Linked DNA regions of Homo sapiens: regions 1 and 2 are each linked to region 3. A link is an interaction called in ENCODE POLR2A ChIA-PET data of the cell type or tissue named here. Cell type or tissue: MCF 10A. All regions are shown on one strand. Each heading gives the region's core, and the rest is flanking DNA. Links, peaks and the distances in the headings are about the cores only. Region 1 has its middle 54 kb from the start of ABCA12. Region 2 has its middle 5.3 kb from the start of LINC02862. Region 3 holds the start of ABCA12 (ATP binding cassette subfamily A member 12).

Region 1 (10,297 bases), core at 2,411-7,410, 54 kb after region 3:
GCAAGGTTATATCTTGATTAATTGATGACAATGTTGTGGACAGAGAGACTCTATGAATCCAACCCTGTATTTGCCATTGTATTTCTTATTATTCATACAAGCGACTATTCAATATTTGCTAATTCAGTATTCGCAGCAACATAATAGAACATAATTACTATGAATTGTGAGTAACAATAATTGACTGTGTATCTGTATACATGCATACATGTATCTATGTCTATCTATGTATCTATCTATATAGCCCATTGATTCTGTTTCTCTGGAGAACCTGAGTGATATACATGGCTACTGTCTCAAGTTGCAAACTGCCCCCAGTGCTCCCAAGAGAAACTGGAAAGGGAGTGGAGGAGGCAAGTGAGAGAATGAGAAGCCAGACACAGAAGTAATTTCAGATCAAGTCCCTTCCATCTGTCATTGGCTATAGCCTCCCTTGGTGGATATAAGTGCCCCCATGCACTTTCTGCTCTGGGTTAGTCCTGGCAACAGGCTTCCATGGCCCAAGCATTGTCCTCTGAGGGAGAATGCAAGGCCAAGACCACAGGAGTGAAGCAGCCACAAGCTGATAGGCCAGAGGAGGAAGTGACTAATAGATATCACAATGGCCCTAGAAGGAGGAATCACCCTTTTTCTTTGTAAACCTCCCACCCTGCTCCAGGAGCTCACCAGTGCCTGTGTATACACAGTAAATGCTAAATAAATGTTGAAAAAGGAAGTGATCTGTCCTGCTGCATTTCACTAAGATGCAAGATGCACAGGGACAAACAAAGCAGAAAATCAACCATTCTCAGGAGTACTTTTTTTGATGCTTCTCTAGAGCACAGCTGTTGAAAAATATTTGTGAAAAGAAAGAATTTTGAAAATATTTTCATGGTTACTTGACAGATAATTCCTTTTCCAGAACCATATGATATAATTAAAGTTGTTACTCTTTTGCCAGGAAATTTTGAGAGCTTGTCCTAACAGTAAGTCAAGGAAGAAGTCATGCATAATCAAAACAGCTTTGAGAAAAACAAAATGGACTTTGACAAATCAGGAAGCTCTTCTTCTTTTTTTTTTTTTTTTTTTTTTTTGAGATGGAGTCTCGCTCTGTCACTCAGGCTGGAGTGCAGTGGCACAATCTCAGCTCACTGCAACCTCTGCCTCCTGTGTTCAAGAGATTCTCCTGCCTTAGCCTCTCAAGTAGCTGGGATTACAGGTGCCCACCATCATGCCTGGCTAATTCTTTTTTGTATTTTTAGTAGAGACAGGGTTTCACCATGTTGGCCAGGCTGGTCTCAAACTCCTTAACACAAGTGATCTGGCCACCTCGGCCTCCCAAAGTACCGGGATTACAGGTGTGAACCACCATGCCCGGCCTAAATCAGGAAGCTCTTCTAATCTCTCTCTTTCTCTCTCTCTCTCTCTCTCTCTCACACACACACACACAAAGGTGACTTTTGCCAGAAAAAATTTATACTCACCATAAAATTCAAATACAAGTAAATAAATAGAAGAGCAGGGAGATCTAAGCTATACTTTAAGGTGTATTTTTCTACAAGGTATCCACAGAACAAGGAAAAATATTTGTGTGTAAAATGTGGGAAAATATATTTGTAGAGCTATTTACCATGGCACCTGCCTTCTGGAAGAATCACACCAGCCTTATGTAACTTTCAGAGCACTGAACTCCTACTGTTTTCTTAAAACACTGTGAATAAATTTTTTGGCAGTCAAGAAGGACTAGATTATTCCATAAGGCAGTTGAAGAATTGCTCAACTGTCAGGGAGCAGTCCTATCACCTGTAGAATCAGGTCCCAACTTTTTAGCATAGCATACAAGGTCTTTCATCAGAGGTCCTCAACCTGTCTCTCTAGCCATATTTCCTGCCCCTCCCATTTCAATGCTGCTTATACTGGAGCCATCCAAGTTATTCATGCTTCCTCCAGTGGAATGGGCCATGCTCTGACATGCCTGGGTACCTTTCCATTTCCTGTTTCTTCTGTTAGGCATATAGTACCCCCTATGGCAAACTCTTACTCAGTCTTTAGGAACTAGCTCAAATTGGCTGTTAGGCAACCACTGATCATTTCACTGCAAAGGAGGTAAGTCAAACTCACCTCTGTCCTCCCAGAGTTCCTTACACATCACAACTGGTAGAACTTTTATTATATTGTATTGTAATTGTGTAGTGAGTAAGTTCCTTAAGGACAAGGACTACATCTTATTTGTCATTAACAATCTTGCTGATTGTTTCACTGCAAGGCAAACTCACCTCTGTCCTCCCAAAGTTCCTTACACATCACACCTGGTAGAACTTATATTGTATTGTAATTGTGTAGTGAGTGAGTTCCTTAAGGACAAGGAGTATGTCTTATTTATCTTTGTACCCCAGGTGCCCAGGCAAATAACAAGTTTTTTTTGTTTTCTGTTTTTTTTTTTTTTTGTTTCTTTGAGACAGAGTCTCGCTCTGTCACCCAGGATGGAGTGCAGTGGCGCTATCTTGGCTCACTGCAAGCTCTGCCTCCTGGGTTCAAGCCATTCTCCTGCCTCAGCCTCCTGAGTAGCTGGGACTACAGGCGCTCGCCACCGCGTCCGGCTAATTTTTTGTATTTTTAGTAGAGATGGGGTTTCACCGTGTTAGCCAGGATGGTCTCGATCTCCGGACCTTGTGATCCGCCCGCCTCAGCCTCCGAAAGTGCTGGGATTACAGGCGTGAGCCACCGTGCCCAGGCATAGCAAGTTTTTAATAGATTAATATTGTATAACCTTTCCATTTGAGGAACAATCATGATAGGACATTTTTTGACAGAGACAGGTAGTAGGTGACTTATTTCTTACTTTAAGGACACTTAAGAGCAATATAGAGTAGACAAAACAACAAAAACTCTCCCAAAATAGATTAAATATTGAGAAATAAACTCAAAAAAGAGTGGAGACTGGCTGCAGTGGCTCACCTGTAATCCTGGCACTTTAGGAGGTCAAGGTGGGAGATCACTTGAGCCCAGGATTTTGAGACTAGCCTGGGCAACATGATGGCAGGAACCTGTCTCAGACAAAAAAAAGAAAAGAAAAAGTAGAAGAATGAAGAATGGTGGAATAATTAAGTAATTAAATAATAGTTTAATAATAATTAGTTTAATAATTATATAATATTAATTAGTTATATAGTAGTAATAGTTTAATAATAATTTATTAATAATTAAATAAAGTTTTTGTCAAAATTGAAATTTGAAGTTAAGGCTTAATTTGAGACTTGGACATGGAAATCACTTCCCAGAATTGAGCAGGTGCTAAAGAGTGGTGCCATTGTCAAGGAATGGAAAGAAGCATAACTTGAACTATGACCTACTTGGAGAAGAGTGTGGGTGCATGAGTAAGGAGTCTAGTCAAATGCTCAATGCCTGGGAGGTTCAATGAAAGATAAATGGTGGTTCCAGTGGACAGGGAGAACCTGGAGATTGGTGATCAGGAGTAGGTAATACTCAGAGGTCTAGCCAGGCTGGTGGCTGATAGACATCAAGAAACTCTGGAAACAGGAAACAGGGTCCTAGATCTGAGGCTAGAGTTCAAGGGCAGCACTAAGCCCTTTAAGAAGGCGGACAAAGCAGTCTTAGTGAAACACAAGTACCAAACATGCTCTCAAAACAGAAACCCAGACAAAAAAAGAATACAGAATCTGGAATGAGGGCACACTATGGAACACTTATCAAGGCACAAGCCTAAACACAATTGTCACACCAAGACACAATACCAGCATGGAACTGGCAGCAGAATTGATGAGATGCTTAGTCATTGGAGCACTTCACTGAGAGCTCCTGGAATTAATCAACCAGGAATGCAACTGGTCCCAGCCAGAGTTGGGCTAAATTTCAGGGTATCAAGAGTTTAAATTAGGGCAAAGAGAGGAGAAGAAGCAGGGAGCCAGAAAGGTCAAGATAGGTTTCAAAGGAAGGTGGTGAGAGCACTCACAAGGACAACTGGGTGCTCCCTTCAGCATGCCAATGAATATGTGACGTATACAAATGTCAGCAAAGATTATGGGTGACTCAGGATGGGAGGAGAGAGGGAGGAGAGAGGGTCACCCATAATCTGAAGAGGGAGGACACTTTGAGTCAGTAGGAAATGGGAAGGAGAAAAATAATACTTCAAAGAAAAGCCTAATTGATGCATAGTTAAGCAGCTCCAAAATGGCACATTGATGACTACCAGAGACGGAAAGAAAGAAGAGAAGAAGAAAAAAAATCAAGGGGAGGACTGTGGAAAAGCAGCCCAGGACACATCCATACACATTGTTTTGATTCTACCTCAGGACCCAGTAGATATTTTGATCCTGTATAAAATATTTTAAGCAGAATTATACAAACATGATCGATTTTAATTTTCATCAAGAATGTATTTTCTAGAGCTCATTCCATTAAGCCAATTTGATTCTTTGATCAATTTTCTATAAAGCACAGTTTGTTTTTTTCATTTTTATCTTTAATGTAACTGAAATTACTTTTATTGACATTGATTCTTTCTAACTTAAATATTACTCTGAGACTATGATTATTCGATTGGATTTCTTGAAAACATAATATTTTTCCAATTATGGCTTCCACCATGTGGTTTTTCTCTGGCAGCTCTTCCTTCTAACAAGCTCAATTTCCCCACATCAAATTTGACATATCTAAACTTTGTTAAGAGTTGATTCTGATATTAGTTTTTAGTCAATAATAAACCTTACCATGTGAAGTTTTAGCTTTTGTTTTTTTTATGGCTTATTTCTACCAATTCTAACTTTGGCTAATTTTTCCAATGTGCTTCTCCATAAGTTTTTAATATTTAACAACTTTTATGAGGTGCAATTTCCATGACTGTAAATTTTCTTTGGGGATACGTTGACCAAAAATCTTTACTACAATATCTACATAATGGAGTACTATGCAGAAACAAGCAAAAAGTATAAGAAAGATCTCTGAGATTATTATTGTTAATGAATACATATTGTGATCTATATAGCATGTGTAGTATATGGCTATGTGTATATAGAATGTATATAGTATGCTGCCTTTTATATAGGAAAAATGAAAACAAATATATATAGAAACACACACATACACAAATATTTGCTAATTTTGCAGAAAGAGACGTAGGAAAAGTAAGCCAGAAGCTAATGGCAATAGTTATCTATATAGATAGATGGAAATGGGCCAATAGGAGTGAGAACTTCTGTTGAATATATGTTTCTGTTTTGAAGCATATACAAAATGATATAAAATAAAAAGAATATGAAAAAATGAATCCCAAAATTGAATCAAAACAGAAGCAAATGAAGCTAACAAATGACCACTCCAAAAAAATTATTCATTTGTATTTAATTCCAGACTAACTCATTAGACAATTAGGAGCAACTCCTCTCAAATGGTCTACAAATAGTGAATTCAATGAACCTAGGTCTGATCGTTTGGTGGGCTCTGTGCTAATTGTTTATCCTCCTGGTGGAAGAGCAGAAGCAGATCTGTGTGTCCTTCAGTGACCAAACGGCAATTCAGCTCAGGAAACCTGTCCAAACAAACACTATGTTCTTATAATGGGAGGAGGACTAGCCCAAGATTTCCCCAAAACAGAATAAAATGGCAGAGTGGCTGGGTCCGTAGTACTTGCAAAAGAAAAAACCCTGCTTTTCCAATGTTGGAAAAATCTCAGCTTTGATCTTAGAGCAAACAAAAAAACACAGCAACCAAAGGAGCACTGTAAGGAATCTTCATAATCAAGAGAAAAAAAAAAACTCACCAAGCTATATGTTCAAGTCAAAAACAAAAAAAAACAAAAAAAAACAGAACACTAATCTCAGTAGCAAAGACATCATAAGCCGCCCTGTGAGAGGTTAGGGGAAAAGGAATGACAGCAGCTGGAACGGGCTTTCTCAGGCTTTCTGTGTAGGCCAGGCTGTATAACCCTTATAGGATAAAAACACATGCACTTGATCTAGTAAGAGAACAATTATCAGCCGGGCACAGAGGCTCAAGCCTGTAATCCCAGCACTTTGGGAGGCCAAGGTGGGTGTGTCACCTGAGGTTGGGAGTTCGAGACCAGCCTGACCAACATGGAGAAACCCTGTCTCTACTAAAAATACAAAATTAGCTGGGGGTGGTGGCGCATGCCTGTAATCCCAGCTACTCGGGAGGCTGAGGCAGGAGAATCGCTTGAACTCAGGAGGCAGAGGTTGCAGTGAGCCAAGATCATGCCATTGCACTCCAGCCTGGGCAACAAGAGGGAAACTCCATTTAAAAATAAAAAAGAGAGAGAGAGAAAAATTATCTCGTTGGGAAGCAAAAGAACGTTGAAGGAACAAACCAGAAAGACTTAATTGGCCATGGTCCCCAGGGAAGAAATTCCCCATTTCTCACCAAGTGGTACCTCTGAAATTTAACCTTAAGAGGCCAGGTGTGGTGGCTCACGCCTGTAATCCCAGCATTTTGGGAGGCTGAGGCGGGTAGATCACCCTAGGTCTGGAGTTCAAGACCGGCTGACCAATATGGTGAAACCCCATCTCTACTGAAAATACAAAAAATTAGCCAGCTGTTGTGGTGCATGCCTGTAATCCCAGCTACTTGGGAGGCTGAGGTAGGAGAATGGCTTGAACCGGGGAGGTGGAGGTTGCAGTGAGCCAAGATCCCACCATTGCACTCCAGCCTGGGCAAAAACCAAAACTCTGTCTCAAAAAAAAAAAAAAAAGAAAAAGAAAAAAGAAAAAAAAGAAATTTAACTGTAAGAAACAGCAAAGAGGAATTTGGCCTGTGGGTTAAATGAGTAGAGGGTGAGGGTTATGTAAAAGGAAAGATAGATTTTTTTTGAAAGATATCAAATTTGCTTCAAAAGTTAGGTTTCAAAAATTCTATATACAGATTCATTTTCCTATATTAGCTTTTATCTCAGCTTCATTTGTAAATAGTGAAAACTTTCGTGTTTTAGGGATTTATTGCAGAACTTTTTACAATTACCAACATGTTCATGCAATGGCCCTCTCTTGAACTTCACTCGTATTGATTTTAAATTCCATAATAAAGCTCCTAAATGTAGAAGATTAACTACAACATTATTTCAATTTTAATTGAACAATTGTGTAAATAGTTCTTAGCTTGCAGTGAAACGTAGATTGCTGCTTTATTCTAAAGTTCTAAACTACAAAATATCTGCACTCTCTCAATCCTTTCTGATGATCTCATCCTTCCTTGCCATTTCTCCCTACAGTCTTTCACATTTACAAACTGATTTTATATATATATGTATGCAGTGGCTGGTTGGCTAGTCACACTCATGCTTTAAAAGTTAATTTGAAGTCAGGTAGTGTGATGCCTCCAGCTTTGTTCTTTTGGCTTAGGATTGACTTGGCAATGCGGGCTCTTTTTTGGTTCCATATGAACTTTAAAGTAGTTTTTCCAATTCTGTGAAGAAAGTTGTTGGTAGCTTGATGGGGATGGCATTGAATCTATAGGCTACAGTAACCAAAACAGCATGATACTGGTACCAAAACAGAGATATAGACCAATGGAACAGAACAGAGCCCTCAGAAATAATGCCACACATCTACAACTATCTGATCTTTGACAAATCTGACAAAAACAAGCAATGGGGAAAGGATTCCCTATTTAATAAATGGTGCTGGGAAAACTGGCTAGCCATATGTAGAAAGCTGAAACTGGATCCCTTCCTTATATCTTATACAAAAATTAATTCAAGATGGATTAAAGACTTAAATTTTAGACCTAAAACCATAAAAACCCTAGAAGAAAACCTAGGCAATACCATTTAGGACATGGGCATGGGCAAGGGCTTCATGACTAAAACACCAAAAGCAATGGCAACAAAAGCCAAAATTGACAAATGGGATCTAATTAAACTAAAGAGTTTCTGCACAGCAAAAGAAACTACCATCAGAGTGAACAGGCAACCTACAGAATGGGAGAAAATTTTTACAATCTACCCATCTGACAAAGGGCTAATATCCAGAATTTACAAAGAACTTAAACAAGTTTACAAGAAAAAATCAAACAACCCCATCAAAAAGTGGGCAAAGGATATGAACAGACACTTCTCAAAAGAAGACATTTATGCAGCCAACAGACACATGAAAAAATGCTCATCATCACTGGCCATCAGAGAAATGCAAATTAAAAACCACGATGAGATACCATCTCACGCCAGTTAGAATGGCGATCATTAAAAAGTCAGGAAACAACAGGTGCTGGTGAGGATGTGGGGAAACAGGAACACTTTTACACTGTTGGTGGGACTGTAAACTAGTTCAACCACTGTGGAAGACAGTGTGGCGATTCCTCAAGGATCTAGAACTAGAAATACCATTTGACCCAGTCATCCCATTACTGGGTATATACCCAAAGGATTATAAATCATGCTGTTATAAAGACACATGCACACATATGTTTATTGCGGCACTGTTCACAATAGCAAAGACTTGGAACCAACCCAAATGTCCATCAACGATAGACTGGATTAAGAAAATGTGGCACATATGCTGGGCGTGGTGGCTCACGCCTGTAATCCCAGCACTTTGGGAGGCCGAGGCGGGCAGATCACAAGGTCAGGAGATTGAGACCATCCTGGCTAACATGGTGAAACCCCATCTCTACTAAAAATACAAAAAATTAGCCAGGCATGGTGGCGGGCACCTGTAGTCCCAGCTACTCAGGAGGCTGAGGCAGAAGAATGGTGTGAACCTGGGAGGCAGAGCTTGCAGTGAGCCCAGATTGTGCCACTGCACTCCAGCCTGGGTGACAGAGCGAGACTCCATCTCAAAAAAAAAAAAAAAGAAAAAGAAAATGTGGCACATATACACCATGGAATACTATGCAGCCATAAAAAAAGATGAGTTCATGTCCTTTGTAGGGACATGGATGAAGCTGGAAACCATCATTCTGAGCAAACTATCACAAGGACAGAAAACCAAGCACTGCATGTTCTCACTTGTAGGTGGGAATTGAACAGTGAGAACACTTGGACACAAGATGGGGAACATCACACACCAGGGCCTGTCATGGGGTGGGGGGAGGTGGGAGGGATAGCATTAGGAGATATACCTAATGTAAACGACGAGTCAATGGGTGCAGCACACCAACATGTCACATGTATACATATGTAACAAACCTGCATGTTGTGCACATGTACCCTAGAACTTGAAGTATAATAAAAAAATAAAAAATAAATAAATTTAAAAGAAAAGTTAATTTGAAGGTTCAGATTGAATCTATATGTAACAAATTGCCAGAATGGAAAAATTTCTGGATAGTCTAAAAGTATCTCAGAATCTGCAATTAGCCTGGAGAACATATTTCTTTTTTTTTTTTTTTTTTTTTTTTTTTTGAGACGGAGTCTTGCTCTGTCGCCCAGGCTGGGAGTGCAGTGACATAATCTCGGCTCACTGCAAGCTCCGCCTCCTGGGTTCATGCCATTCTCCTGCCTCAGCCTCCCCAGCAGCTGGGATTACAGACGCACGCCGACACGCCCGGCTAATTTTTGTACTTTTAGTAGGGACGGGGTTTCACCATGTTAGCCGGGGTGGTATCAATCTCCTGACCTTGTGATCCACCCGCCTCGGCCTCCCAAAGTGCTGGGATTAAAGGCGTGAGCCACTGCGCCTGGCCAGCCTGGAGAACATATTTCAATGCAGAGTTTATTATATGTAGCAGGATGCTCAATTTTTGTTAAAATAGTTTCTTTAACTTCAGACACTGTAGGAATGGCTATCAAGTTACATATTGGAAAAAGTGACCTTGTGTGCAAATCATTTTACCTTCTATTTCTTCAAGGAAAGAGTTACAACAATTATATTTAATCCTCTGGCAAACAATAAAGTGTGTTAGAAATTTCTGGAACAACAGGGGCTATCGAGCTCAATTATTATATTTTAAATGTAATTAGTATATCACTACAAAAATAACAAGAGCCAAAATATAACAAAAAGTCAGAAAGAGAGAGAGAGAGAGAATTCATTTCTGAAAGATTTCACAGAGAATCAATTTGGTAGACCCAATGAAATATTCTTTATATCCTCACTTCTAAAATTCTTCTTCCACCATCTTTTAAAAGGTGATTAATGACTGTATATAGTTTATAGATTGTCGAGGCGTCTTTTACTCCTCTTCTTTCTTTAGCCTACTGCCTGTCTTATTGATACTGGCTATTCACTAACTTCCACTGAAAATAATTAAAATCTGCATCATTGGAGAACAGCCGGAAAGAAGAGCATGATGAATGTGAGCTAGGACCTTTGCCAAGCAGATGCCTCTGCCTCCGTGGAAGTCAAGAGCT
Region 2 (10,297 bases), core at 3,533-8,532, 130 kb after region 3:
AAATTGGCAAATGCTACAAATCTGAGTTTTCCCTCCTCGCCATCCCCCACCAGTGCTGGTTGTTAAACATTTACCAGTACACCACTGACAAGGCTGGAAGGCCTAAGAGCTCCAGAAGATATTTGAGTTACACAATTAATTGACCGGTTCTCTCTTCCAGTGAGGCAAAGAACGCCACACACACTTCAAAATCTAGAAGTCTTTGGAAAATTATTTGAAATGCAAGCTCTATTTGTCCTACCAAACTTCCTAATTTCTAATTATATTTTTTTGAAGCTAATATTAAAATAATCATATTTTTGAGCACATATTGCATAGAAAATAAAACATCATAACTAGGCTATAAAAGAATATGCTCAGTATCCAAGGAATCAACAGTTGCCTTTATTTTAATATATTCTTCTGATAAAAGTTTTGTAATATTTATGCGACCTAATCCTATTCGGATTGAATTACTAACAATAGTCTATCTTAATAATACAAAAAAAATAATTAAATGCTTTATTATAATTTCATCAAATCTTGTACTTTTATAAGAAATTTAAAAATGATCTACGACCTTGTGGAGAAGCAAAAACAACAAAGCATATTAAATCTAGAATTATAGCTCCCAGAGATAATCAATGTTTACAATGATAGAGCAGGGGTCTACAAACTACTATGTACCCCAGGGGCTGAATTCAGCTATGCCTATACTGTGGGCGATTATTTTTGCACTACAACTGAGCTGAGTAGTTGTAATAGGAACCATATAAAGCCTAAAATATTTACTATCTGGCTCTTCACAGAAAAAGCTTGTGGACCTCCAGTTATTCCTCAATTTATAGATATAATTTATAATAAAAATGGGGCGACATCATACATACTGCTTATCAACCTGCTTTCCTCTCCTACTTAGCTATGCAGTCATTAAATGTTGTGTTGCATCATTTTTCAGTTTTGCAGCATTCTTTTTTTTTTTTTTTTTTTTGAGACAGAGTTTCACTCTTGTTGCCCAGGCTGGAGTACAATGGTGCAATCTCAGGTCACTGCAACCTCCGCCTCCCAGGTTCCAGCCATTTTGCTGCCTTAGCCTCCCCAGCAGCTGGGATTACAGGCGCCTGCCACCGTGCCTGGCTAATTTTTTGTATTTATAGTAGAGACAGGGTTTTGCCATGTTGGCCAGGCTGGTCTTGAACTCCTGACCTGAAGTGATCCACCCGCCTCGGCCTCCTGAAGTGCTGGGATTACAGGCATGAGCCACTGTGCCTGGCCCATTTTCTTGATATGACAACATTTATTCAGGTTGTTTCCAATTTTTTTAGGTAACAAATATACTTTAGTCTAACTCTTTTCTCTCTGATTTTTTTAAGGTAAATTTCTAGTTGTAGAATTGTTGGATCAAAGTTGGACATACAAAAGTTCAGATTTTGGTAACTTTTGCAAAGCTGCCCTACAAAGAAGAATTTCCTATATATATATTACAACTGTCTTCCTATGAATTTTAAATGTAAAAGGATTGTATTTTCTGGGTGAAAATTCCCCAAGTTTCTTCCAAAATGTCAAGAATAAATATTTTTAAATATGTCTTTATAAAGTACCCTGTGTGAGAAAAAGTCAGAAAAAATTGTCAGTCTTCACATAGCTATGGTATGCTTCAAATTTTAGTCCCAAATGCACATTATGAAAATATATGCTTTGCGGAAATCTGTAATACTTACTAGGCCAAAAAAGCAGTTTCAGCAAATAATATCTCTAAGCTTCAGTTTTTGCACCTATAAAATGGGATCATACAAGCTCTTCCAATCTGAGAGACTATTGAAATAATCAAATGACACATGCATAAGAAGGAAGTATCAAATTTCGTAAAGTGCAGAAGGTCCGATGGTTTACATCATTTCAACATTTCTCTTTACTGCATTTTATTCTTAGATAGTAAAATTTAATTGATACTAAGATTTTTTTTTAAATAAAGCAAATCTGTGATTGATGCGGGGGAGGAAGTAGGAATGAGATAAATGTCCCCACCGGAATGAGATAAATGTCCCCACCTGTTTTCTTTCAGAGGAAAATTTCCACAGTGCAAGGCCACTTTATCATGCTTCTGGGTGGAAGTTGCCTGAGGGTTGCAGAGTCTAGGCATGGAGCTTCACAGGCAGTTGCTGGCTCTTCTATCCATTCTCCTTTCTTTCTTCCTGAACACTAGACCCTCTTGGCTGTCCTGCTGCCTCACCACTGATCCTTTCCTGTCTCCTTCACTGGTTCCCCCTCTTCACCTTGTCCTCTTAACATTAAGTGCTTGGGAATAAGTATTCTCATGACGTCCAGTTGCATACCTAGAACACTGATGACTCCTGCACCTCATTCAGCCCAGTCTTCTCTCCCGAGCCCCAAACTCTCAAATCTCACTGCCTAATCAATTTCTTCACTTGCATGTCTAATAGCATCTTAAAGTTCATATATAAATACATACTCGCCAGGCGTGGTGGCTCACACCTGTAATCCCAGCACTTTGGGAGGCCAACGTGGACAGATCACCTGAGGTCGGGAGTTCAAGACCAGCCTGGCCAGGATGGTGAAACCCCATCTCTACTAAAAATACAAAAATTAGCCGGGCATGGTGGCAGGTACCTGTAATCCCAGCTACTTGGCAAGACAAGGCAGAAGAATCTCTTGATTGAGGAAGCAGAGGTTGCAGTGAGCCAAGACTGTGCCATTGCACTCCAGCCTGGGCAACAGAGCAAGACTCCGTCTCAAAAAAAAAAAAAAAAAAAAAAAAAAAACAAAAAAAAGGCCGGGCACGGTGGCTCATGCCTGTAATCCCAGCACTTTGGGAGGCTGAGGCGGGTGGATCACGAGGTCAGGAGATCGAGACCATCCTGGCTAACACGGTGAAACCCCGTCTCTACTAAAAAATACAAAAAAAAAAAATTAGCCGGGTGCGGTGGTGGGCGCCTGTAGTCCCCGCTACTCGGGAGGCTGAGGCAGGAGAATGTCAGGAACCCGGGAGGCGGAGTTTGCAGTGAGCAGAGATCACGCCACTGCACTCCAGCCTGGGAGACAGAGCGAGACTCCGTCACAAGAAAAAAAAAAAAAATCCAAACTCCTGGCCTGCGCCCCACTGCCCCCAACCGCTCTACTCACGGCCTTCTTCTCAGTTTCGGGCAACTCCATGATTCCAGTTGCTCAGGCCCAAAGCTTGGAAGCCATACTTAACCTCTTCTCTTTCTCTCACACCACACATTCAATCCATCAAGCAATTGAGTTGGCCCCACCTGGCAGCGTATCTAGAAGCAGCCCGCTTCCCACCTCTCCAGCACCCTGGTCTGAGTGCCATCCCTCTTCCTCTGGATTGCTTTCATTATCAACTGCTTGTCTTCCTTGACACTTACCTCTCCCCCTACTCACATACACAGTCTATTTTCTGCAAGGCAACCAGAGTGATCCTGATAAAATATTTGCTCTAATAGTGTTCTTCCACTCTGGCCATCCGTTGAGCTCAGTAAAAACAAAAGTCCCCACAGAGGCCCATGAGTTCTCTTCATGGGCTGCCCTCACATGGCACCTCTCTGACTGCCTGCCCTGGTATTTTCCCCTCCATGGACTCCACCCCAGCCATCCTGGCCTCCTCCTTCATGGTCCTCTCCACACCAGCTTCCCTCTGACCTGAGGGCCAGTGTTCTAGCTGCTCTCCCTGCCTCCTCCCAGTAGAAGGCCCACCTAGTTAAAGCTGCAACCCCCATCCCTGACTCTGTATTCCTTATCCTGCTGTTTTTCTTTTTTTCTTTTTCTTTTCTTTTTCTTTCCTTTTTCCTTTTTCTTTTTCTCTTTTCTATATTTCCTCTCTTTCTTTCCTTTCTTCTTTCTCTTTTTTTTTCTTTCTGCCTTCCTTTCTTTCTTTTCCTCTTTCTTTCTTTCTGCTGGTACTTACTTTCTACCACATAATATAATTTCCTTCTTTATTATTTATTATGTGTCCTCCCTTCTCTAGAATGTAAGCTCCATGTAGATGGGGAATCCTTATTTTGTTCAACAGATTAAATAAATTAACAAATAGCTACACACTCACTTGGCAATCCTGAGACTGTATCAAGATCATGGTTAAGACAGAACTAGGCCAGGTGTGGTGGCTCATGCCTGTAACTCCAGTACTTTGGGAGGCCAAGGCAAGTGGATCACCTGAGGGTCAGGAGTTCGAGACCAGCCTGACCAATACGGTGAAACACCGTCTCTATTAACAGTACAAAAATTAGCCAGGTATGTTGGCACATGCCTGTAATCCCAGCTACTTGGGAGGGTGAGGCAGGATAATTGCTTGAGCCCAGGTGGCAGAGGTTATCGCACCACTGCACTGCAGCCTGACATAGCGAGACTCCATCAAAACAAAACAAAACAAAACAAAACACTAAAATTTAGGGGAATATAAAACAAAATAAAGAACATGAATTAAATAATATTTTGAAAGACCCCACCCTATAGATTAAGCCCCCAAAAGAAATTTATTCAAAATGAGTAAAGAAGAAAATGGAAAACGGGGTAGAAAAGACTCATAGTAAACTAGAAATCAGAAAACCATCAGAGAAGTGTCTACTCTGCCACTTCTTAACAATATTACCTAGTGGCAGCCAAAGTTATAAGTAGTCCACATCATGAAATACTTTAGAAGCATATGTTTTTTAATCCATAAATTGGAAATAACCATTTACTAACTTTCTTATCTCAAGGAGTTTATTGTCAGGCTTGTAGGTAAACATTCCTTGTAAATTGTAAAGTGCTTTATAAATATGAGTTATTTTCTTGTAGGTAAACATTCCTTGTAAATTGTAAAGTGCTTTATAAATATGAGTTATTTTAATGTGCTGGTATTAAAACACTGGCTTAGGTTGGCCTTTTTTTTTTTTTTTTTTTGGCTCTTAATTGGCAATTGGCAGTTAGCACATAAAAAGCCCTTGAGTCGTTTTCATTTAGGAGAAGGAAAATTGATCCCTTTCTACTTTAGCTCTCTCAGTAGACACAGAAAAGCAAGTCGGGGGTGGGAGGGGTCTCCCGTGAAATAACTGCTTTCTGCCAGAGTCCCAGCAGCACAGCAAAATGCCTACAGCCTTTTTCTTAATTGGGAAAAGAAAAGCGTGAAACAGTCCCAAAGAGTGAATATGTACAACAGTTGCATAAACGATGACAAAGCATTTTTTAGTAAAGTCTTAAATGAAAAGCCTTTCTCTATGTTAACTCTTAAATCATGTTATCTATTTTTATTAATAAAGATATAAATTGACCAGCAGTTGATGTCTTAAATATTTAGCAATGACTAGATAAGAAGCAAGGATCCGCTGTAGTGTACTTCATTTATTTCAGGCTTGCTTTAAATTTGTTTTATGAGTCTGATAACATTAAAATAACTTGAACACCAACGTTTTAAAACATATTAAAAGCTCGATGAAGAAATCTGTAAACAGAGATAAATAAATATGTGAAGATCTTGTAAGCGGCTCCTCTGGCATTTATAGTCCTATACTCAAAAAAAAAAAGACACTCTTTGCAGTTGTGCCAGTGCCCTCTAGCGGTCAGTGTGGTGTCTACAATTTTTTTAAGTCATTCCCGGCCTTCAAAACGTGCTGACCACCTCCCATTCTACCAGCCAGCCAAGAGGAAAAAAAAAAAAAAATCAGCCAACCAATAGAATAATCAATTTTCTATAATGCTAGAGACTTAGAAAAAAACACGCAGAATAAAATAAAGAAAAATCATACATCATGGTTAGAAATACAGCTTTGTACATTAATGGAATCTCAACATTTTGAAGAAAGAAGATTCCATCTCGTGGTTCTTTTCTTTTATGGTCAAAGACGGACTTGAGAATTTTAGAAAAGCTGTGGACTTTCTTCTCAGAAAAAAAAAAAAATGTGCCACCTGTAATCTCAGCACTTTGGGAGGCTGAGGCACGAGGTGAGGAGTTTGAGACCAGCCTGACCAACATGGCGAAACCCCGTCTCTACTAAAAAATACAAAAATTAGCCGGGCATAGTGGTGCATGCCTGTAATCCCACCTACTCAGGAGGCTGAGGCAGGAGAATCGCTTGAACCCAGGAGGCAGAGGTTGCAGTGAGCTGAGATCGCACCACTGCACTCCAGCCTGGGCAACAAAGTGAGACTCCATCTCAAAAAAAAGTGCATGTACCTATAATTTCAGGGGTTCATGTAACACCTGAAGGCCTTGCATCCTAAATTAAAGGCTTGGGGTTTTATATACCTCTACACATCCCAGGTTCCATAGGTTAAAAATCCTGTCTGAAATGGTGAGTTTAAAAATCAATTTGGAGAAGGACATGTACAGAATGACTGTATGCAAAATAATACTGTATAGTTTCTATGTATATATAGTAAAAATATGCAAACTATGGAATAGTGAACATTGAATTCATGAGAGTTGTTACCCTTCAGAGCAAGAAAGGGTAATGAGATGGGGAAAAATGAAGGTGGCCTCAGTTATGCTTATACTGCATCATTTATTCAGAAACTATTGAAGCATATACGGCATATTATTTTAATAAAGCTTGGTGGCAGATGTATAATGAATTTTCATTATTTTATTTTCCATTCTTATCTATAAAGTTGGTATATACCCCAAAATTAAAAGGTTTCATTCAAAAACCTGAAATTATTATAAGATCTAATTCCATTGTCATGTAAAAAAGGTTATTTTTCCAAAACATCCAAATGTAAGTTCATGTTCTGAGAAACATATTTAATTCTCTCTTGTATAAAATCACCCAAGCTTATTTTCAAATACAAGCTAAAATGTTAATATTAAAAAGCAAACCATTGTTCTCTTCACAGAGTCCTCAAGTAGATAAGCCTTTATTTTTATGGCCATAATTTGATTTCTTGATAGGGAAAGAAGGAGAAAATTCTTCTGAAACTAATGTTATATTGGAACAAAATTTATTATCGATCCATATTCATTCTACTACCAGATATAATGAAAGTTTGGATAAGGTATTATTCTTTCTGGGGATTTTATGTATAGCAAAGTCAGTGTGAAGCCGACTATGTCATTGCTTGAGAGTCTGAACCTAATCGCCACTTAATTGATTCATGCTTGTAGCTGCACTGCTGCATAGCATCCCAGAGTGCTCAGATGCTACCTGTCAGGTGCATCCCATCACAATGCAAAGCAGCAGGTCTTGTGCCTGCCTTGATTTAAATGGAATGCTGGAGGAATGAAGCAGCCCAGGCAATCTGGAAGGCTGGTAGGGAAGAGGATCAGCTTCTGTTTCACCTCCCCATTGATAAAACTGACAGATCCCAGGCAGGCCTGAGGAGGTAAATTATGACCATAACATTAGCTAACTGTGGGGTAATATACACTGCTGGCCTATGGGGTCAGATCAAAGCTCCAGTCCTCCCTGTCCTTGACACCTAAGGAGAAGCAACATTAATTTCTGAGGATCTTTATTGGGCCACAGTGTTGAGGCAGAGCGTGGAACTTTTAATGTCATGGTAAGAAAAGGAGGCAGAAGCTTATTCTCTAACTATGCTCTCCAGTTGGATTAGGGATTTTAGAGACTCTGTCATTTTGGACTTGTCTTATTAAAATGATGTCTCCGCCAGCTGCCGCTCTAGCAATTAAGACAGGCCTGCTTTCCACCTAGTAATGAACTCCTCCAACGGCCTTTTCTCACCAACCACCCACACCCCACTTCCTATTGCCACAGGAAGGCCTGGCCTGGGGTAGAGTGTCTAGGTTTTGGGCGTAGGGAACCATCCCACCTATATTCTATTTTTCTTTGGATTTCTCTCTCTCTCTTTTTTTTTTTTTTTTTTTTTTGCCACTAGAGTGAGATCTGGAGGAACTTCATTTAGGCCTCTGACAAAAGACACATAGGAATGTTTTCAGCCCTATGTAGTCCAGCACAATTCGCCAGGTCTAGGAATTCCAAAAAGGATTTTGGCACCAAACCCAAACAGTAATAAACAGTGTGCACAGGCCAGGCCTCACCATCAAGGCATGGATTGTGTCTCTTATGGGGAATCTAGTAGACATGGTTGTGACTGTAAGTGGTTTTTTAGGGATTTGGTGATCTTGAGTCCCGGCCTAATATCAACTCAGAAATGACTGGCATATACCCTTGGAACAGTGTAGAACTGGGGGAAAGATAATAGGCAAAATGAAGATGGAGACATCTTGTATGAATCACCATCTCATGGCGTGGAACTATCAACTTGGCTTTTCCAAATACATGATGTTCCTGAAACCTCTGAATTACATCTCTGAATATTTGGATATTTAAGCTATTTTGATGCCTTGCTTACATTTAAGCTACCTTCCAAAGCAAATTCTATCCATCCTAATTGCTTTCAAACCAATCTTGCCTTAAAAATATTCCTACAAATCAACTGGTGTTGAATATTGATATAAGTAAATACTCTCCTTTAGACTAGAAAACCAGCATGTTTCATCACCAAATTTTTAAAAAGCAATTAATCTTCTCTTACCCATATTGAATAAGAATTCACTTTAGAATTTCCTTCTCATGAGGCAGAGCTTGACATTTAACAATTCTCATGTTTCATTTTCAGAAGTAAATGAGTATGCTGCAGTTAACCTGAGAGTTGATTCATAGTTAGGAATACAGGGAGTAACGTGGGGGAAATACCTCCTTTCTTTAGCTCAGGGGAACACACTGAGTGCCTGTAAAGTTACCCACAGTGCTATCCATATCGACTAGATTGTAGTCAAGTAAGGGCATACGATCAAGGTGCCATCAGGACCTAAGCAATATTCATGATCTCTGACAATATGGATCATGCACTGAAATTCTACAATTGTCCTTAGAGAAAATCAAAAGTTTATAGCACCACTTTTACCATAGAACATTTTTTCTTTTGGAATGGGGACAAAAAAAAAAAAGAAAAAAAAAGATTCATGGAAAGGATTTGGTCTCTGAATGCAGGTGAACCTGAATTTGAATCCTAGTGTTTGTAAGCCCTGACTATGTAATTTTGCTCATGGCCTGGTGCCTAGCAGGTGCTCAACAAGTCTTTGTTTTCTCTGAAACAGATCTGTATTTGTATCCTATTTTTTTTTTTTTTTTGAGGTGGAGTCTCACTCTGTTGCCCAGGCTGGAGTGCAATGGCATGGTCTTGGCTCATTGCAACCTCTGCCTGCCTGGTTCAAGGGATTCTCCTGCCTCAGCCCCCCAAGTAGCTGGGATTACAGGTGTCCGCCACCACTCCTGGCTTTTTTTTAATTTTATACTTAGTAGAAACAGGGTTTTACCATGTTGGCCGGGCTGGTCTCGAACTCGTGACCTCAGGTGATCTGCCTGCCTCGGTCTCCCAAAGTGCTGGGATTACAGGTGTGAGCCACCGCACCTGGCCTATATTCAGCTCCTATTGTGGCTGTAACAAATTACCAAAAGCTTCAAGGCTTAAAACAACACAGATTTATTACATTTCTGAAGGTCAGAAGTCCTTCAGCGTCTTGAGCAAGGCTGTGTTTCCTCTGGGCACTCCAGAGGAGAATGTTTCCTTGCCACGGCATGGCCCCACTACTATAGCATTTTGGACGCTATAAAAAGAAAAATCTCCTAGGCCAAATTGCCTCTACATTTCATTGTAGACACAATTAACTAAATTTATTCTTCTACAGCAGTGATTTTCAAACTTTTTGGTCTCGAAACCCCTTTATACTCTTAAAAAATATTACAGACTCCGAACGGCTGTAGTTTACGCAGGCTCTATCTGTCAATATTTATCATATTTGAAATTAAGATTGGTATTACAAGAATACACGAAGAGCACAGAAGCACACATTCCATTAAGCATCGGAACAATGATATCATTACACGTTATGGAGCCACTGTAAACCCCATTCATGAAAGAATGGGAGTGAAAAAAGCAAATAACATTAGTACTACTATGAAAAGATCTTTTACCTTGCAGACCTCCTGAAATGGTTGTAGGAGTCTCTGGGCCACATTTTAAGAACTGTTGTTCAGCTGGTGTGAAAGAAGGCGCAACAGCTAAAGAAATGCCAATTCTAAATCTCTCAAAGCAATCATCATGCTGACTATGCCCAGAACAGCACAGCAGCCAGTGTGGCCTTCTGCTGATAGGAAAGACCGAGCAGTCTGACTCTATCCTTTCCCTAAAGACTCTGGCTGTGGGCAGCCTCCATTCCCTGTGGTGTTGGAATCAACCAATGAGGAGGGGAGAAAACGCTTAGAAATAGTTTGAACAATAATAGAGTCAGCAGTTATAGTTGGTTCTAACATATTTTTAAAACTGCATTGTTATGATTCTGATGATCATACAC
Region 3 (10,297 bases), core at 2,956-7,955:
TTCTCTTAGTGTTTTCTTGTCTGGGAAAGACTTTCTCCTTCATTTATGAAGCTCAGTTTGGCAGGATATAAAATTCCAGCTGGCATTTTTTCTTCTTTAAGGAGGCTAAAAATAGATCCTCATCTTTTCCGTTACAGGGCTTCTGCCAAGAAGTCCACTGTTAGTCTAACCAGTTGTCCTTTGTAGGTGCTTTGACTCTTTTCTCTAGCTGGCTTTAATTTTTTTTTTTTTTTTTTTTTTTTTTTTTTTTTTTTTTTTAGTATGGACTTTGGATGATCTGGTGACTACATGAGTTGGTGACGTTTGGCTTGTATGAACTCTCACAAGTGTTCTCTAAATTTATCCGAATCTCTGGTAATATCTGGATGTCTACCATTCAAGCAAGATTGGGGAAATTTTCTTGAATTATTCTCTAAAATATGTTTTTCAAGTTGTTTACTTTTTCTCCTTCTCTATCAAGAATTCCAATAATGTGTAGGTTTGGTCACTTTACATAATCTCATACTTCTCATAGACTTCGTCATCTTAATGGAAGACAAACTCTTATATTATCTAGTCTTTCAGCCTGCAATCTCTTTGCTGTCCCAGGACTCTTCCCTGTCATTAACTAGCATCTCATTAGGTAAGCCTTCCTATTGCTAACCATCTCTGCTGGAATATTTCTTCATTATTTCATTATTTTTAAAGTTAAATTACAAGCCCAGCAGGTTAGCAACTGCACCTGGTTGGCTTTCTCTATTACCTAACATTTCTATTAGTACTTAATGTATTTTTCTTTACTTTCCTTTAGTATTCATTTCTTTGGCAATACAATTGAGAACTGATATTACCACAGATATTAAAAATCATCAATTTCCAAGGCCTCCTTAGCAGATATTATCTGTTCTTTGGTGGGCTAAGTGTTAAGTGGGATCAGAGAATGTTAGAGAAAAAACTCAACTCAGCAGCAATAGAGAAGCATCAGGAAGTGATGGAAAGAATAAATTCATGCTTGAAGAAATCTGACTTTGAGCTTTAAATTTGCTGTGTGACCTTGGACAAGTCCCTTGAGCATTCTAGGACCCTGTAAAATTAAGTCAGTTAGATATGTCCCAATATTCCAGAATTCTGATATCTTACTTTACAAAAAAAAAGAGAGAGACATTTACTCCAAGAATAATTTTGAGGGAAGTCACCACCAAAATTAAAGATTCCCTTTTTTATAGCCAAACTAAATATTTAGCTTATGCTATTCTCATCCTGTTTCTCGGATTGTATAGCTGTTTGTAATTCTCTTCTCATTTTCTATTTTAGCATATATATATGTATATGTGTATATATGTATATATGTACATATATACGTATATGTGTATATATGTATATGTACATATATACGTATATGTGTATATATGTATATATGTACATATATATGTATATGTGTATATATGTATATGTGTATATATGTATATATGTACATATATGTATATGTGTATATATGTATATATGTACATATATGTATATGTGTATATATACGTATATATGTACATATATGCATATGTGTATGTGTATATATACGTATATATGCACATATATGCGTATGTATATGTGTATATATACGTATATATGTACATATATACGTATATGTATATATGTGTGTATATATATAATCTCTCTCTCTCTCTCTCTCTCTATATATATATATATATAGAGAGAGAGAGAGAGAGAGAGAGACAAACAGAGAGAGAGAGAGAGAGAGAGACAGGGTCAAACTTTTTTGTCCAGGCTGGAGTACAGGGGTTCAATCTAGGCTCACTGTAGCCTTGACCTCCCAGGTTCAGGTAATCCTCCCACCGCAACTTCCCAAGTAGCTGGGAATACAGGCATGCGCCACCATGCCCAGCTAATTTTTGTATTTTTAAATAGAAACAGGGTTTACCATGTTGCCCAAGCTGGTCTCGAACTCCTAGGCTCAAGTCTTCCACCTGCCTTGGCCTCTCAAAGGATTATAGGCATAAGCCACTGCACCTGGCCAGCATATACTTTAAAAAAAAATTATTTATTTTTCTTTTTTTGAGACAGAGTTTCACTGTTACCCACGCTGGAGTGCAGTGGCACAATCTCAGCTCACGGCAACCTCCACCTCCCAGGTTCAAGCGATTTTCCTGCCTCAGCCTCCCAAGTAGCTGGGATTACAGGCACCTGCCATCCCACCCAGCTAATTTTTGTATATTTTTAGTAGAGTTTTGCCATATTGGCCAGGCTGTTCTTGAACTCCTAACCTTAAGTGATCCACCTGATTCGGCCTCCCAAAGTGCCGGGATTACAGGCATGAGCCACTGCGCCCAGCCCCAGCATATACTTTTATAATCAACACATTTCCTCATTTATCTCCAATCTACCTTAATATTTTTACTATATCTTTGTTTTCCTTTGCTTTTTTCATGTGCCATTTGTTTCTCCATTAATAGATTCTTAACTTCTTCTCTTTTGAATTAGTCTTCCCACCACCTTGCTTTGTGATGGAATTTCTAAAAAATATTAGGCAAAGTTGTCATGGTGGTGATGCTTCCATTTTTCTTTACCATTAAGTAAGGACTATAAATTTCCTGTGTCCATAGCTTAATTTCTGTTTTGCTGTGAGTAAAAGTATACTTTGAAAGTACAATTTTTAGAATGATTATGAATGTAGAAATATAAATGCTTGCATTTTAAATTATTATTTGATGGATAACCAAGTCTAGTTCCTACAAAAACACTCTTCTCCTCAAATTCATATGTACCTTCATTTCACATTTTGTCTGTCTTCTAATTTGCCTATAATTTCTCTTTAGACAATTTTTTTCATTTTATCCCCCTTTAGATCTTTAATTCCAACTTTCCAACCTCTTATTCCTCTCTTCCTTTTTAAGTGTAATGCCATCGCACATATATCCTTCCCACACGTGTCTTCAAGTCTTTTTCCCAACATGGAGAGACAGAGCTGACCCTAGGCGAAACTGTGAAGGAAATTTCTCTTTCTTTGCCCTTTCCCCCTCCACTCAGAATTGTCCTTCCTTTTCCTTTTGCATCACCATCTTCTACAGGTCTCTCTTGTCCCTCTGGTTGGTTATAATGGATTCAGGTTGGCCTCTGTATTGTCCCAAATTTTGGACTTTCTCTGACCTCACTCTGCCGTGAAGACTTATCTGTTCTGGTTTCCATTTGTTTAAGGTGCACTTAAGATCTGAATCATTCCCTGTCCCAAAATGAACTAATGGCTCATGTATTCTCCCTCCCTAGGAAAAGTATAGTTACCAGAGTTTATTTAGGGGTTTTGACTAGATGGGAATAATGCAAGGTGTCATGCTTGAAAAACTTTTAATATCTGACTTACATCTCCCCTAAATATTTCACCATGTCCACAAACACTGACTAAAATGAAGAGAAACCCCAAAGGAGAAAATTGATATACCTACTACTTTCAAAATGAGGAAAAAAATTTGTCATTAAAATTTCTAAAGATAAAATTTCTCAATGAAAAACAAACATCTTCACCTGAGATTTGGGTGTTTTTTTTTCCTATAACTTTTTTTACACAAAATAGAGTTGTAAAAGAAACAGACCTCAGCATTCAGATTATTGACAATAACACGTACAGATTTTAGTTCCTCTGTGTTTTTGTTTTTAGCTATTGAATTTTTATCACTTACAAACTTGACTGTACGTGGATTTCTTCCTTTTACCCACAGTATCTTCTCCTGAATTTCCTTTCATTATTAATCTGCATAAAATATGACACACATTGCCTCAAATCCCTCACTAATCTATTTGCTAAGTGTGTCAGTATTATAAAGCACTTTGAAATACATTAGCACATTTGGTACTTCCCCCAATGAGTTAGATGTGGCAGGCTTCATGCCACATCTAACTAATCATGTCACGTCTAACTCATCATGCCACATCATGGTGGGAAAAACAGTGCTTAGAGAAACTGTCTTAAGCTACTTAAGTTACATGAGGAGCAGTGGCAGGGGCCCCAACTCGCATGCTCTGACCACATGACCACATCCACACACCCAGGATCCTTTCCCTGCTTATGCCACACAGAATCAACCACATGATAATTATGGGGAGGTTTTCTTCTGTGCTTTTTTTTTTCCAGTTAAAAAACAAATAAAAACATGAATGAGTTTATAATTTTATATTCAAACCCCACACCCATGCAATCACATGCCTTAGAATTTTAAAACCCTACCCACAAAATTCACAAGGGTAAATGAACATCTACTTCCTCCTCTTACTACACACATCAAAACACTCAAGTAAAGTGTCAGGCAATCCAAGCAAGCCTGGAGCGAGATAAGGTGCATAGATAAAGTGCTGGTTTCTGTGTGATGCATATTATTTGCATAATATTTACATTACTCATTCAAGGCTGGGAATTACCACTTTAAAATAAAGTATATTGAATACCTTTTTGGATTTCCCCGATTTTCAAACATTCTTCTGAATATATAACAACTCCCAGAAACCAATTCCTTTCTCAATCATCCTGGGAGCCATCTGATGAGGATCTAATAGCTAACTTTGTAATTAGAACGCAAACATTAATGTAAGAGTACAAAAAAGACGTTGCAATGAGCAAGAGAAGATAGATTGTAGTAGTAAAGCTAAGTGATTCAATAATATTCTTAAAACATAGCACATATACATACTCTTGTTTGGTATTCCCAGTAAATGATTTTTAGATACTAAAATTTCTCAGTAGCTTTTCTATACTAATAGCCTTCAAACTATTTCTGTTCTGTATTTTACCTTTCAACCAAACTTTCTATGGCTTTCAGTTTTCCAGTATATTTCTTCCCATTTATTGTACATTTCAAATAATACTTTTCTTTCCTCTATCCCATTTTTAACTACATTAAGAAAAATTCTGAAAGCCTTTTGGCTTGAAACCAGAATTCAACGTTCCAGTTCAGCCAGTAATGAGTCATGTTCTTTTTTTTTTGCCCAGGGCATGTCCTGGTTTACTCTTTAATTTACTGAAATGAAAAGGCTGCTTTTGGGGGCATGTTAAGACTCGCTCCATTAGCTATAAGACAGATAGGGGGATGAATTCTAAATATCTTACTTCCTGCTTTGGAAAATGCCTTTAAACTCTTCTGTTTTCACTTCTCATTAAGATCACATTTTAGGATTACCTGGCGTATTGCCCCATGACCCATACTCCCACACTTTTTTTTAACTCACCGGCTGCCTTTTTACACCTAGCCAATTTTTCCAGACCAGGATCTGAAGCTGATGAAACAGGGAAGCCATCCTTCAAATGCCCCAAATGAGAGATTTCCTCTTCTTTTCTCCACTCCACAAATGAAGAACTGATGCCCCGTCCAACTTGCTGTATGTCAGTGTATCAGTACCCCTTTCACGGCATAGCTTCCTTGAGGGCTGGGGTAAGAAACCCACAGTTCTTCTGTTTCTGCTGGATTTTTCCCTGTGGTTAATCCTTAACCAAGAGGCACTTCTCAATCAACTCTTCTTCCAAAAGAAGGACCCAGATCAGTATCTTTGGGTGGCTTATGCTTATTTTAAAATAATATCCAGTTGCTGCTTGTTGCACGAAGTCCAGACTCAAGAGAGAATGAGCATCATTCAGATAATGCCTCACTGAAAAAAAAAAAAAAGCAGCAGCTGAACCCACACCTCCTACTCTCCATGAAATTAATTGCCTATCCACACCTTAGAGAACATGTCACCTGCACTGGATGCGTCACAGGGACTAGGGGGTGGGACCTTTGCAAGGCCAGTAGGACTTGTCCTACATTCTCTTGTCTTCTTTCCTGCACACAGTGTCTGCTCTAGCAGAGGCAGGGCACAGAGAGCATTTCACAGACACTGGGCCCAGTGACTCTTTAATATTAAAGTGTCATTAAAATGATTTAAGTCAATAAGGCCAGAGCTTAGCTGCAAAGCTCTGAGCCTCAGCCCATCATTAGATATACTAGGGAAAGTGTCCACCTTTAACCTAAAGTTGAATGTTTCGATTTTGGGGGAAGAAACTATGTTGGCCAGGTCCCACCTTTCATCACAATGTACTAGGTTAAGCACAGGGCAGAAAAGGAAAGGTAGGCTGTAGGGGACATAAATTACAAACTGGAGTCCCTCAATTCGTGAGTGGAGATTCACGTGTCTATTACAGACAAGCCACATTGTTTCAGGCTCTTATAGTGAAAGGGGACACAGGCTGATCCAAGACATTTCTATTTCCTCTTTCCATGATACATTCCTCCCTCTCTAAGATCCTGCCTTTCAAAGTTATCCCCAAGTTGACATCTTCAATGAAGCCTTTTTGGATATATCCCATAGGATAGATTCTCTTGCCTTTGAATCATTCTTTGTTGCCCTCTCTCAAGGAACTTAAAGTTTTTGCATTATTTTTATTTGTGTATGTCTTATTTTTCCTACAAGATTATAAATTATTTGAGGACATGGACTATTTTATATCACAGTACTTTACATATCATTAGTGTTCAATACTTGCTGCTGAATGTAATTGAATAAACTACTGGAGCCAAGGCTAGTAGGGTGAAGCTCCCCTTTGATCCTCACACCTACCCTGACTAATCCAGACTTTACTTGCAAAATCCGTTAAAGCATTAAGAGTTCTCCCTTCGCCAGGTGCGGTGGCTCATGCCTGTAATCCCAGCAATTTGGGAGGCCGAGACGGGCTGATCACTTGAGGTCAGGAGTTCAAGACCAGCCTCGCAAACATGGTGAAACCCCGTCTCTACTAAAAACACAAAAATTAGCCAGGCATGGTGGTGGGCACCTGTAATCCCAGCTATTTGGGAGGCTGAGGAGGGAGAATCGCTTGAAACCGGGAGGCAGAGGTTGCAGTGAGCTGAGATGGCGCCACTGCACTCCAGCCTGGGCAAAAGAGTGAGATTCCATCCCCCCTCCAAAAAAAGGAATCTAGCACAGGTCCTGCCTCATAGTAAGTAGTCAATTAATTCTATTAATTGGGTAGCAATGTTTGCTAAGGACTTATTGAATCATCCTAGGAGTCCTATTATATAGAAACTGTCATTATTCCCATTTTCAGTGAAAGAAAGTGATATTTAGAAGTGCCATAACTTGCTGGATTTCACCTAGTTAGCAGTGAGGACAGTGGGAACAGCAGAGAAGGAACTCGAACCTCGTTTCTGTACTGTTAATCTCTGTGCTATGTTTTCTCCAGTCCCATGTATTACACTTCACAGGAAGAGCTGAGAAACAAATGAACATCAGGGATTTTCCCTGTTTCTCTAGGCAGGTCTATAAATCACTTGTAGAGATTTTTTTGTAAGTACACGCATGAAAAATTATGGCCAAAATGAGTTCACAAAGAGTAGTTGCTCCAGGAATTCAGGAGAAGGAAGGCTGCTCTTTTAGGCTTCTTCATAGAGCCTCACGGCACTTCCCAGCCTGGCTCTTGCCAGCTTCATCAGTTGTCTCTCCACCTTCAGCCCTCCCTCCTGCCATCTGCTAGAATACTTTAGATGAGGACTGTTCACTTTCAGGCTTTGGTCATGCTGTTCCCTCTGCCCAAAATGAAATTGTGCTCATTCTCAAATGACTGACTCAAGTGTAACTTCCCCTCTGAAGCCTTTTCCAGCACTTCCACCCACCACACCCCCACCCCCGGCTGAATTAATCACCCCTTCATCTGTTTTCCCATAAAGCTTTGTTCGCACAGATAGCCAACTCCCTTATTACCTTCTAGTATAGTCAGTCTGTCTCTCTGTCCATACTCTGAGCCCCTTGAGTACAGGGACCAAGTCTCATGGAACACCACAATTTTGAGATAAATTCTGTATTCCTGAATGGTGAGAATTCTGACCCAACTAAATCTAAGAGCTGGTCTGAAGTAGTAGAAGATAAAGTTGGAGAGTTAGGGACCTAAAGCCAAAGAGGAGGAGATGTCATATTGCGGATTTAAAATGAAAAGTTCCTGGAAACTCTTCTTAAGAGATAGAGTATGATAAAGCCGATGCTGTGGGATGATGAAAATGTTAGTAGAATGAGAAACTGATTGAAGTTGAGACTTGAAACCCTGTTTTTGAATAGAAAAAACAAGTGAATTGAGTTAGTGATGATGTAAAACAGTTCAGAAATTTTAACAGCAACCAGATTATAATTTTACTCCTTTGTCTCAGCACTGGTTGTTGTGTATAGCATCAGTGACAACTTTGTTTGTTTGTTTGTTTTACCATCAACTGACTTTTACATTAAGGTGCTATGGGATACTCATTGCATACAGGACCTGTGAGGTCAACATTATTTTACCTGCTGTATACGTGAAGATGCATAGGACAAGTAGCTTCCTGAGGTCACACAGATAATGGGTGTCAGAACATTAATTTGAACCCAGGTTTCTGTGTCTGCAAAACCTGTTCTCCAACAGGCCCTAATAAAGCAAGCATGGGTAAGAAAACACAGCAAGTGCACACATTTAACCTAGGTGGAAATGTGCAACAAGTTGGGAAATTGAAGCTAACTCATGGTAAAAATAACAGCATCCTTCTTTTATAAGAAGGGTGGGACTCCACCCAAGGATTACCATAATGAGGCACCAGTTGCTAATACCTCATTGCCTAAGATCCACTTGCGATGTAAGAGGTTGATAGCTGATGCTATGAAGCAGGTGGGTGTGAGGAAGGTATCAGATTCAGGATTTTCAAGTTTTCAGCACTGAGACACTCCAATGATAATGTAGACAAAAGAATTGTGTCAAGAAGCAACTGGTAAAAATCTGATCCACAAAACCCGAAAAGAAGACATATTTCAAGGGAGCTTTAAAAAGTCTCGCTCACTCCAAGCTGTTACAGAGCACCTTATCCCTCCAAGGTGATTTCAATGGCATGGAATTTCTCATCACAAATAACACAGTCATGTCAGGGACCAAGTTTGTAAATCAATTGATTATCTTACATTGAGCCATGTGAGTATGGCAATTTCAGGGTGATTTCCCATCTTGTGAAGAATTATTCATCCACTCACTCAGGGTGAGTAATCATTTTCTTAAACTGGTGATGTTGAATTAATTTTACTACATGTGTAGCTATAATCTTGTGAGGCTAAGAAAAAAAAACTGATGCCTGTAAAATTTAGAAATTTTTGGCCAACCTATTTAAACTGATGGAAAGATATAGCGTAGAGTATTCAGAAAGATCATCTCCTCCTCTTTGCAATGTAAGTTTTAATAATCAATTCTCCATTTTAAAGGAAAAATGAAAATGAAAAATAGTATTTTTTTCTTCTCAATTTATGTTTTCCCCCTCATAACACCTTAAGCAGCTTAAAAGACAAATCTATATATTTATCTACTATCGCTTGTTTCTTCATGGAAAAAATACAACGAGCCAATTTTTGCATGTGTTTTAGTCTTTGATGACTGGCCTGTTCCCAGAGCAATTTAAAAAAGAATATCCCAATAGTAAAGGTTTCTATAGCATGCATTCTCTTGGGCACAACAAAAACTATCTTAGAAAAGATTAATTTTATTAAATAAGCTAGAAAATGATCATTTCTAGCATTTTCAAATTCCAACATATAAGAAAAATAAGTCAACCAGTTATCTGTCCCCTCAATCTTGAGCAACACACAGGTTTTCTTTCCTTTTTTTTTTTTTTTTTTTGAGGTGGAGTCTTGCTCTGTCACCCAGGCTGGAGTGCAGGGGTGCAATCTCGGCTCACTGCAACCTCTACCTCTCAGGTTCAAGTGATTCTCCCACCTCAGCCTCCTGAGTAGCTGAGATTGCAGGCGTGTGCCACCATGCCCAGCTAATTTGTGTATTTTTAGTAGAGATGGGGTTTCACCATGTCAGTCAGGCTGGTCTCGAACTCCTGACCTCATGATCCGCCCCCCTCAGCCTCCCATTTTGTATGTGCAACTACTACTGTATTACTTTGAAAGCATAAGGCTAGGGGGTAAAGGAACTAGTCAATAATTTCAATTCAAATCAATAATCAAACATTTTAGTTGAGAAGTCTCTTTCAAGCACTAACTGATCAGCAATATTTTTTTGTTTTTGTTTTTGTTTTTGTTTTTGAGACGGAGTCTTGCTCTGTCGCCCAGGCTGGAGTGCAGGGGCACAATCTCAGCTCACTGCAACCTCTGCCTCTCGGGTTCAAGCGATTCTCCTGCTTCAGCCTCCTTAGTAGCTGGGATTACAGGCATGTGCCACCATGCCTGGCTAATTTTTTGTACTTTTGGTAGAGACAGGGTTTCACCATATTGGCCAGGCTGGTTTTGAACTCATGACCTCAAGTGATCCACCCTACTCAGCTTCCCAAAGTGC

The links. ChIA-PET counts read pairs that join two places held together with the same protein. Peaks named below come from ENCODE experiments on the same cell type or tissue, not always from the same donor. Only the 100,000 strongest peaks of a DNase experiment are listed, where the experiment ranks them.
Region 1: POLR2A ChIA-PET joins it to region 3 with 12 read pairs; 3 of 35 experiments call an interaction of 5 or more read pairs at or near these places.
Region 2: POLR2A ChIA-PET joins it to region 3 with 12 read pairs; 3 of 35 experiments call an interaction of 5 or more read pairs at or near these places.

The regions. Positions count from the first base shown.
Region 1 is chr2:215,187,656-215,197,952 of GRCh38, forward strand. No RefSeq gene overlaps it. Among named protein-coding and RNA genes, the nearest start is that of ABCA12, 54 kb to the left of the region's middle. RefSeq lists a silencer at 3,918-4,118. In MCF 10A, for the core only: no CTCF peak of the experiment used is centred there; no DNase peak of the experiment used is centred there.
Region 2 is chr2:215,264,498-215,274,794 of GRCh38, forward strand. No RefSeq gene overlaps it. Among named protein-coding and RNA genes, the nearest start is that of LINC02862, 5.3 kb to the right of the region's middle. RefSeq lists an enhancer at 6,868-7,416. In MCF 10A, for the core only: a CTCF peak has its summit at 5,528 (motif pointing left); a DNase peak (open chromatin) is centred at 5,534.
Region 3 is chr2:215,132,932-215,143,228 of GRCh38, forward strand. ABCA12 (ATP binding cassette subfamily A member 12) reads right to left here and starts at 5,695. Exons shown (of 53, transcript NM_173076.3): 1 at 5,209-5,695. The coding sequence starts at 5,277. In MCF 10A, for the core only: no CTCF peak of the experiment used is centred there; DNase peaks (open chromatin) are centred at 3,950, 4,310 and 5,050.